2 separate regions of the Homo sapiens genome follow, and region 2 is linked to region 1. A link is a loop called in an ENCODE intact Hi-C map of the cell type or tissue named here. Cell type or tissue: IMR-90. All regions are shown on one strand. Links, peaks and the distances in the headings refer to the core of each region. The heading gives the core; the rest is flanking DNA.

What was found. Peaks named below come from ENCODE experiments on the same cell type or tissue, not always from the same donor. Only the 100,000 strongest peaks of a DNase experiment are listed, where the experiment ranks them.
Region 2: it touches region 1 in a loop (2.0-fold over the local background); 10 of 110 quality-filtered maps call a loop at or near these places.

Annotation. Positions count from the first base shown.
Region 1 is chr1:99,683,460-99,688,847 of GRCh38, reverse strand. PALMD (palmdelphin) reads right to left here. Exons shown (of 8, transcript NM_017734.5): 4 at 2,058-2,172; 5 at 1,885-1,918; 6 at 1,659-1,772; 7 at 1-73. Among named protein-coding and RNA genes, the nearest start is that of PALMD, 40 kb to the right of the region's middle. In IMR-90, for the core only: a CTCF peak has its summit at 2,957 (motif pointing right); a DNase peak (open chromatin) is centred at 3,027; H3K27ac peaks cover 1,037 bases.
Region 2 is chr1:99,541,578-99,546,965 of GRCh38, reverse strand. No RefSeq gene overlaps it. Among named protein-coding and RNA genes, the nearest start is that of LINC01708, 56 kb to the right of the region's middle. In IMR-90, for the core only: no CTCF peak of the experiment used is centred there; a DNase peak (open chromatin) is centred at 2,465.

The DNA.
Region 1 (5,388 bases), core at 279-5,278:
GGTATTGAAGACAGAACTGTACTTTCTCCAGTCTTCAAGTCTTTTTCAACTTTAATTTCCATGGCATATAAAGCTGTTAAGAAACAAATTTGATCTTTGATTTAGTTAACTTTTCTTTTGTAAACTAACCTGCTTTCACTGTGTTTATTTTTATATTAAGTAGACCCTTCATGTTCTTGTATGTGAGATGTTGTCTATTTTTTAAATTTCTGATTTTACTCATTAATGATATCATGACCAACTGGAATAACACGGGTTTTTATGTAATGGTGTAGGGAATTGTACTGAAAAATGGAAAGGGTTGAAGAAGAGAAGTTGATTAGAGAAGATAAGCTGATGGTTCCAAATAGGAAAGAATTTCAATGGGGAACCGAAAAAGATATCCTCTTTCCTATTAATAAATTCAGCAAGATGGATATACTTTCTTTTGCATTTCTCAATGGGCAGAATCAATCTCTTCTTTAGTCAAGAAGAATATGTTGGACTGTGCATCACAGTGGGCAAAGTGCCTAGTACAGTATATTTTATAAAGTTACATCCTTGTTGTACAGGCCAGCAGCCTGGTGAAATTATAGAGGTGTGTTCTAAAGTTTTCACAGTGGAGAGGCTGTTTAAATGTAGAACTGGGATGGAAACGGGAGGGAGAAGGCTACAATCACACACTTCTCTTTCTGCCTTATGTTTCTTTTCATTTTCACTCCCATTTTCAAGTAGAGGAAGGGCTAAAAAGTACAGCAATATCAGCTGCACTGAGACAAATGGACTGGAGAGAACTGGGGAAGCTGAGATTTGCTTCATGACCTAAGTAAGATCCCTATGGCTGGAATTTCAATAGGAAAGGTAAAGCGAATAGAATTCTGTGCAAAATTACAGCTTGCTTTTGTTGTGTCCTCCCACCTTTCTTTCTGAACCCATTTTGTATTTCTTACCTCCTCTATAGCCTGGTGGTTCTTGGCCTTCCTTGACTACCCAAGAAAAACTGCAACACCCCTCATCTGCACTCTCCCTGTCCAGCTTCTCTGCTTTATTCTCTGTATTGCACTCCCTACCATGATATATTTAGTGAATACCTACTATGTGCCTAACTGAACCTGGCACACAGTATCTATTCTCTAAATATTTGTTGAATGAATAAATGACTACCATCTGCAAATAAAGAGTAGCTTTTCCTTCCACTGTAAAATTCAAAGTTTTCCTCTCTGCTCTAATGCAAACCTTCATTTTTCTAGAAGCTTTGAAGCATCAGTTTTATGTAACTCAATTTCCCATGGAGGTAAATAAGGCCTAAGCTTCCCAAAGGAATATTTTCATTTTCAAAAAAGATCTTTGTAACCCCCAAAGAGGTTCTATTGGATGGAATATGTCAGGAGAAATATTTTTGACCAGGGAATCTATGCTTTTAAGAGCTTCTTGTCTCCTTTGGGTCTCTATCTTCCTTATCCCTGTCTGGTTTGTTAGGGAATAAAATGCATGGAATAAATGCTATTATTATACCCTCATTATCCTCACCTATGCGGTGACTCACATAACTCACAGAACTTTGTAAAGTGAACCATTGCTTAACCTGGAAGAATAATATGTCATAGCAAGTTGTGAATATTTGACACTGTAAAATCTGAAATTAAGAACATGCCCTTCAACACAGATTTCTCATATACCTTTCCTATTTTGTTCATCATCTTCTTTTTCTTCATTTATCTCCTTCCTTAACCTAGAAGGTATGTAGGACTTTGGAAGGTCAGGGATATTAGCATAGATGTCCTCAATTGACTCTGTAAAATTAATATGAATTCAAAATACATTTAGAATATATTTACAATGGGAACAATTTCAAATTACCAAAAAAACTTAGTTTAACATAAAATAAGTTATTCAAAAACATACCTTCTGCTCTTTCTTCTCTTTCCACTTTCACAGACTGTAAGAAAAAAGAATTCTCCATGATTAATACAGTTTAAAAAATAGAATCTAAATGTGGATATGCTTTGAAAAATTATATAGTATTTGTGGATTCATTTTGAGAGAGAATTACAGTTTTAAAATTGGTTAATGCTCACTCTTATAATGTCTTCTGTTGTCCGCTCAATTGACTTTAGTTTCTTTAAAATGGCCTCTTCCTTCGTTGAGATTTGCAGTTCAGCTTTTTCAAGATCTTGGATCTCTTTCTCAAGCCTGACAACAAAAAGGTATACTTTTTATTGCTTAACACAGTACAAATGCGGAGTTCTCAAATATGTCTTCCCCATATATAAAGTTTCCTTGGAATATGCATGTAAGTAGCCAGACACTTTCTAAGAATATAATGTCACACTTAGCATCACACTAAGCATGATACTTAATATATGGAAGATACCTAATGCCCGACTTTGAACGATTTTCAAGTTTTCTTTTTTTGACAAAGGAATATATTAGGTAAAGCATTTGACCTTTGCTCCATGTTCTTCATTGCAATTACTAATGTTATTTCCAAATAAAAGAGATTTTTAAAATACAGAGACATAAGTTTAAAGTTGTACCGAAAGGAATGGTACATTTGTAGTTATTATGTAGTTCATCAGGTTTTCATATCCAAGTCATCATATAAATTATTTGAAGAAAACATTATAATTATTAAACTGATTTAATAATCATAGTCATTTAGTACTTAAAATTCTTGCATATTCTACCATTGAAAATGACACTTTGATTTAATTTCAGTTTCCTAAGAGTTGGGCCATATTATAGTGAGGAGGGTGAAGAGATGCAGAAATGGACCAAATATAGTACAGTAGCTTCAACTGCTGCTGTTTATAGAGGCTACATTTTCTGGGCGGGGGGTAGGGCACACATGGCCTGACACAGCATAAGGAACTTACAGCAACAAAGAGACAGACATTTGAAACTAGACTGTTGCAAGCATTCTGAGCTGGTATCTTGGCCAGTGTACAGCTGCGTGTCAGATTCAAATGAACTCCAGGGGGCAGCATCGTGACCTCTCCTCTATAAAAACATAGAGACACTGGCAATCACGCAGAAGGCTGGCCCTTGGCAGCCACGTAACACACATGGTTTCTCAGCCAAATACACTAAGGCTCTAAAGTCAGCTGCCTCAGAGGATGGCTGATTAGATTCAGCAGCTGGTCCAGGAGGTGACAGCTGTGGATATTCGTGTCAGCTAAGAGAACTGTCAGTTTTCTTGGCTTCCTTCTTGAAGATGGTCATGGGCCTGGCAGCTCAAAAATGCTGCACTATTGTCACACCAGTAAAAGCCCAAGATGTGGTCAGCTTGACAGCTCTCTTGCTCATTGCTTCAGTTTCAAAGTTCTTACTTTGCTGCTGCCTCTGGCCATTGGTAGATTGCCGTTTATAACTGAGGAGGTTTTCTTGTATGCCACAGACCTCTAAGTGAAATGGAGTAGCCCCTGGTTTCTTAGAAGTGACTGAACTGTGACTGCCATTTTATTAAAATTCCTCCACATCCATGGCAGCACTTTTACCCTTCAGCAGAGCTGTGGGGATATATGTTGGTCCAATTTGGTAAAGGGGAAAGCTCTGCACTAAAAGTGATAAATCTGGATTCAATTCTGTCTCTGCTACTCATTTCTTGTGAAAGCCAGTTCCCCTAACCTCTCTGAAACTCTGTTTTGTAATGTGTGTAATGAGCATAATTACAGATTACGCTCATTACCATATACAGACAGATATGTGGTGACACTAAGAGATGATGTATATGAAAGTACATTGAATATGGTTGATATCAGATGTAAATATGTTATGATATAATTTTTAAAAGTTTTCTGCAACATACTGTATGTCTTTCTTTTTTCATCCCCTGTCCCACAGGGTGCTTACCTAATTTGCCTGTTAGAGACAGTCTACAAAGGAAAGCCTTTTGGTAGAAAACAAGAAGGTTCAAATCATTGCTTCAAGCAGCTCTTGCACATCAGGGCCTAGCTGTGGAATCAGGTGGACCTGGGTTTGAAACCTGGTTCATCTGCCAGCTTCCTGTGTGACCTTAGACAAGTCACCTGACCTCACTAAGACTCAGTGTTGGGCTGAGAGAAGTGGCTCATGCCTATAATCCAGCACTTTGGGAAGCTGAGGCAGGAAGATTGCTTGAGCCTAGGAGTTAGAGATGAGCCTGGACAACATAGTGAGACCTCAGTCTCTACAAATATTAAAAAAAATTAGCTGAGCATACACCTGTGGTCTCAGCTACATGGGAGGCTGAGGTGGGAGGATTGTTTGAGCCCGAGTGGTCGAGCTTGCAGTGAGCCATGATCATACCATTGCACTCCAGCCTGGGCAACAGAGTGAGATCTGGGCTAACAAACAAACAAACAAACAATAAAACTCATTGTCTTTATTCATTCATTCTTTTAAAAATATTTACTTAGCATCTACTTTGAACCAGGCACTCTTCTATGTGCTGGGGATCTTACAGTGACCAAAACAAAGTCCCTGAGCTCAAGGAGTTTATGTTCTAGTGGGAGACAATACAGGGGCTGGCAACCTTTTTCTATAAGGGGCCGGATGCCAAATATTTTAGGTTTTGCAGTCCACATATGCTTTCTGTTTCTTATTCATCTTTTTTCCCCTTTTTCTTTTACAGCCTTTTAATAATATAAAAACCATTTTTAGCTTGTGTCTGTACAAAATCAGGCCAGGGCTAGATTTGGTCCTGGGCCATAGTTTGTCAATCCCTGCATTAATAAATGTGTAATACAAATATGTATATATTGCAGATGTATGTACATACATATATATACACATAAACACATTTATTTATGAAGAAAAAATATTTTTGATGAGAAAAGCAGGATAGGGGCTGTAAACAGCAAGATAAAGAATATAGAGAAAGCCTGAGGAGGGGGCACTATTTCACACAGTGTGGTGAGGGAAGTTTCTCTGATAAAGTGTCATTTGAGCAGAGACATGAAGGAAGTGAGAGCGGGAAACATGAGGGTTTCAAAGGGAGTGTGCTCCAGAGAGATGGAAGAGTAACTATAGAGAGCGAAGGAAGAGCCAAGAGAGTAGAAAGGTGAAATGAAGTCAGAGAGGAGGCAGATGACCAGATAGGCAGGGCCTTGTGCATGGAAGGGCTTTGGGGAAGCCACTGGAATTTTGAACAGAGAGGAAACATGCTATGACTTGAAATGTAAACAGTTACACTGGCTGCTGTGTGGAAAATAGACTGGATGGGGCAAACATGGAGGTCAATTGTGCTAAAAATCTAGATGAAGATGGTGTAATCCAGGTTGGTTGCCAGTAGAAGGGTGAGAAGTGGTTGGATTCTAGAAATATTTGACAGAAAGAGCTGTCAGAATTTGTTGATGATTACATGCAGGGGATAAGAGAAAGGGAGATGTCAAGGTGATTCCACTGTTTGTGACCTGAATAATTGGAAAC
Region 2 (5,388 bases), core at 304-5,303, 140 kb after region 1:
AATACCCTTTACACTCTTACACATTAAACAGTAGACAAGAGTAAGATAAATATCATATTCCAGTCTTCCTGTGTCATGTACTGGCTTCATATTTCTAGCACGCTGAAGAGGGTGTGTTACTGAGGAGGTACTCGGGACTGGTTTAGGGGTGAGTGCATATGGGCTACTCGCTGAGATGCCTGCCTCTCTATTTCAAGTTATTTATTTTCATATTCTATTTTATGGTCTCAAATAAGAGCTTGAACATTCTTAGTCAAGAGTCTTGGAATCAGAAAAATGAGCATCAGAGTAATTTCATGCACACTATTAAGCCACAGTGCATAACATTCACTCCTCTCCTATTTGAAAAAATGATACTCTGGTTGGTACAGGAAGCTTTGTGAGTCAGTATCTCCTGCATGCCAGTTATTCTTATCTCTTAGAATCAGATTTATTTTTATTCACCAATAAGTTCTCTTTTATATAATTTACTCTTTCATCTTAAGTAATTATCTACTTAATCAAGCTCTAAAAGTTTTCCCTTAGTTTTCTAAGTTTGCCTGGCTAGAGTGTTTTTCTTTCTGACTTTTCTAAATATTTTTCTTAATTTACCAAATCGCTTTGCATAGAAAGATCTTGTGTTCATTATTCTTTTTTTTTTAAAAAATTGTATTTTTTGAGATGGAGTCTTGCTTTATTGCCCAGGCTGGAGTGCATTGGCACAATCTCGGCTCACTGCAACCTCTGCCTCCTGGGTTCAAGTGATTCTCCTGCCTCAGCCTCCTGAGTAGCTGGGATTACAGGTGTGTGCCACCATGTCCAGCTAATTTTCGTATTTTTAATAGAGACAGAGGTTTCTCATGTTGGCCAGGCTGATCTTGAACTCCTGACCTCAAGTGATTTGCCTGCCTCGGCCTCCCAAAATGTTAGGATTATAGGCATGAGCCACCGCACCTGGCTGATTATTCTTAAAATGTAAAATACTGTGTTAATTTATTTTGTGCTTGTTTCTACTTTTGTGCTATGACATATTGATAAACATTCTGCACAGACACTAGTAAATATTAATAACTGATTAGAAATTATAATTTATGCAAATATGGAATACTGTCTAATATCAGTATTTTGGTATTCTGTGCATTATAAAAAAGAAATGCTTCTTAAGTTCTGATAGCTATCAACATTAAAATCATAACCCAAGATGACCCAAAAGTAGATAGATAGGTTCATCTTCAATTACACCTTTACTAGTCTTCTTCACCTCATGTCTTGTTATTTAATTCCTCCATCTGTGCTCTACACAAATGGGAAGGATTTATTGTCTTGGTTAGACTACTGTACATAGCAATGTGCTAGGTGATAAAAGGGTAACAAAAGCATATACCACAACTGAAAATAAGACCAGTTTTTGTATGTGCCTACAGAATGTAAGTGCATTGTGTTAGGCACTTTGAATAGTTCTGTGGCTTTAATAGGCTTGTAATATACTTAGGGAAAGAAACAAAACATTCATTTTAAATTAAATAGCAATATAAAATAGTGACCAAGACTACGCAACATGTAAAAACATATACTGGAGGGGAGCTTGATTTCAACTGGGGAGAAATTGCTGCATGGTAGAGTCATCAAGAAAGTTTTCACCCTTCTATGGAAAGAGTGACAGTGCAATGTAGTGGGTAATAGAATCAGCTTTGGAGCAAGATACGCCTGGGTTTGAATCTTGGTTTTGTGATCTTGAGCAAGTTATTTTCCCTCTTTGAGTTTTGATTGTCTTTGAGTCAACTGGCTTAATAAAACTTATTTTGTAGATATGTTGGAAGAATTAGGTAAACAAATGCATGAAAAGCATTCAGCTAAGTTCCTGGAACGTGCTCAATAAAGTAGCTGCTATTAATTAAACGGGAACTTGAATGATGTATTGTATTTCCATAGTGAGGAGTGGGGGTAGAGGGAAAAGTGGAGACAGGGCAGAAAAAAAGGCAGAGGATCTTGCTGGTGGAACAAAGATATGCTCAAGGTTGAGAAGGTCTGAATATGCAGCTATGTTTAAGGAGAATATAAGTGAACCATATTGAAGGTTTCCTGGGGAGGGGGCTGTGGATATTATGCCATTTGTCTTTAATAGAGGCAGTTTGCTTCAGATGACAAATGACTTGACCTTAGCAGGTGGCTTGGCAAATTCTGAGATGTTGCTTTTTGGCAAGGTAAAGATCCTATATTTATTTCATTTCTTGCTTCACAGTACCTTGGAGTGTCTTACACATTATATAGCTCTTTAATATCACATCTGTGAGGTAGGAAGAGCTGTGGGAAAAAAATGCCTGACATGGACTGAATGACTCACAGCAGGTGAGTGTGCTGTGCAGATGGGCCTGACTTCCAGGCTTTCTCCTTCCCAGAGCCTCTCTGTGAAAGCTCATGTGGCCAATCTTGGCGTTTCTCATTAGGCATCTCTTCTAGGGGAGAGAGAAAGGAAGAGAAGAGAGCACTGTTAGGTCTTAAGCAAGAGACTTCAAAGTCTTTTCCAAATGAGTCATGCAAACAGTTTTGCTTAACATATATGGAATATGAATCTGTAATTATGAAAACACTTACACAAAACTTCCACAATAGCAAAGCATCAATAAGCAGGTGTTTCCTGTGTTTACAAAAAGGGCTCATCCCACTTGTAAAGTGTTTGTTTTTATAATATGTTTCGTGTTAGACTTATGCTTTTCTTTGGACAGCTAATAGCTGTTTCCCCCTTCCCTCTGATGAATGTCTAGGTGAGCAGGGATGGAAAACATCTTATGAAACAATATAAACTTTGGAGAACATTTGTATTTACCTAAGTCACAAAGCCAAAGCAGAAAATAACTCAGTGGATTTGCTTCAGTTTTGCGAGCAGTGAAAGAAAAGGGAAATTTTTCATGCATTATCACAGAATTGAAGAACTTGGACTGGAAAGAATGCTCAGGGATTGTCTAGCTGATGCTTTATTGTTATGAAAGAGAGCAGAAGCCAAGAGAACATGTCAGTGATTCGCAAGCTTGGCTACATATTTGAATCACCTGTGGAGATTTAACAACCACTACTGCCTGGGCCCCATCTCTAGGGTCTCTAATGTAATTGGTTTGGGGTGTACCTAGGACATCTGGAGCTATAAAACCTCTGTAGGTGATTCTGTGTAGCTGAAGATTGAAGACCACTGTTTTAAGTGAGATGTATAATACCACTTATACTAATGTACCAATATGCTGTTAGTAACATATCAATACGGACATGAAGATTTATAAGCAGGAGCCCAAATTGCTAAATCTGAAGCTGTTTCCTCAAGCCTCCAAACTTCTTTCTTCTTTCTTTTTGCTCCTTTTCCTATTTACCTTTCACAACCCACAGCTTTTGATTCTACTCTCTCTTAACTATCAAAATAAGTTATCAGAAAAGGAGTCTTTAAAAACATCATTCTGAAATGTAACTGACTAATCTGTGATACCTCTCCTAGATGTACTGTATTTGTATTTTAACCATAAACAAAGGCCCTGCTAGAAAAAACCCTTTATGAGCCAGGCGTGGGGGCTCACACCTGTAATCCTAGCACTTTGGGAGGCCGAGGCGGGCAGATCATGAGGTCAGGAGATAGAGAGCAGCCTGGCCAACACGGTGAAATGCCCTCTTTACTAAAAATACAGAAATTAGCTGGGTATGATGGCATGTGCATGTAATCCCAGCTACTTGGGAGGCTGAGGCAGGAGAATCACTTGAACCCAGGAGGCAGAGATTGCAGTGAGCCAAGATCACACCACTGCACTCCAGCCTGGCAACAGAGCGAGACTCCATCTCAGAAAAAAAAACAAAAAACAAAAAAACAAACAAAAAAAACCCTTCATGATAAGCTTGAAATAATAACCTATAGGTAGTTACTTACTGTCTGCAAAGAGACAACATGGTTTTCTTCATCATATAGACTCATTGGCTCATCCAGGAGAGCATCATGGTCTTTAGTTGAAAACAGCTGGCTATTCAAACTTATTGAGCAATTGGTATCTGAGAGTAGATGTCAATGACACTCCAATTGCAAAGATCAAGACTCTTTCTACTCATTGTGGATGTTTCCTCCTTATTCCCAACCCCTCTGTAAATATTAGGAGACAAATCAGAGTTTCTTTCCTCAAACAAAACTGAAGTATGTCTGGCTGTACTTGGACAAAGTGTCCCTTCACGGGATAGGGAATCTGGGAAACAGTGTGAATTCTGCTAGCCCCTACCTGTATCTTAATCTAAGAACTCTGTTTATGTCTCCACTGTGCGTTGTTCTTAGTGTTTGTCTTTACCCTGATTCTGTCTTTCCATAAGGTTGCGTTTAAGAAATTGGACAATTATGAATACATATTTCTTTCATGAGCCTTACAGAAGGTAAGAAGTCTAAACACCAATTTGTTATTAGTTGGCATTCCTACTGTCACTATGTTATAGATTTTCTTCTCTAGGATGATAGTATGTTGAGTTTTTAAATAGCAGGATTATAGTTATTTGTGGAAATTATCTGTTAGAAACATGCTTTTATTATGTTACAGTTAGTAAGGTATGGAAAGAGAGGAGCGAGGATATAAAAGAGCAAATAAATGGATCATGAGGATTAATTCTGTGCTTAAGAACTTTATGGGCTAGTGTGGTAGCTCATGCCTATAATCCCAGCACTTTGGGAGGCTTAGGCAGGAGGATCACTTGAGGCCAGGAGTTCGAGACAAGCCTGGGCAACATATGGAGACCTCGTCTCCACAAAAAGTTAAAAAATTTGCTAGGCATGGTGGTGCCTGCCTGTAGTCCCAGTTATTCAGGAGGCCGAAGCAGGAGAATCACTTGAACCCAGGAGTTTAAGGCTGCAGTGTGCTATGATATGCCACTGCATTCCAGCCTGGGTGACAGAGTGAGACCCTGTCTCTAAAAAATAAATAAATAAATACAATAAAAACACTTTATGCCTCACTTTAAGATTTGGCCATGATTAAGTAGCTTATGTTAGACTTGTCCACCCACCAAAACATATATAAAATATGGAAAAAATTTAAACGAGTGTTTGCAGAAAGTGAGCAGCAACTAATGCAAGGCTGATATCCCTGAGATAAGGAAAACACATGACCTACACCCTGCCTTCACTCTGGATTTCCCCCAAAAAGCAATTTTCAAACCACTGTATGGGAGCATACAGCCCTAGCAGAAAGCAAAATTCTTGCTCTCAGGGAAAACAGAGACTGGTTTTAGGAGTTACAATGGTGACTGGGATTTGAGGGGTAGGGTATTAGGAGAGAGTTACAGAGAAGTGGCTCCAAAATCTACATAAAAATTCACATTGGGTCTTTGATGCATAAAGGTGTGTATTCACATAATGAGATTTCAGGAGATATAGCAGAGAAAGGATGTGGGGTG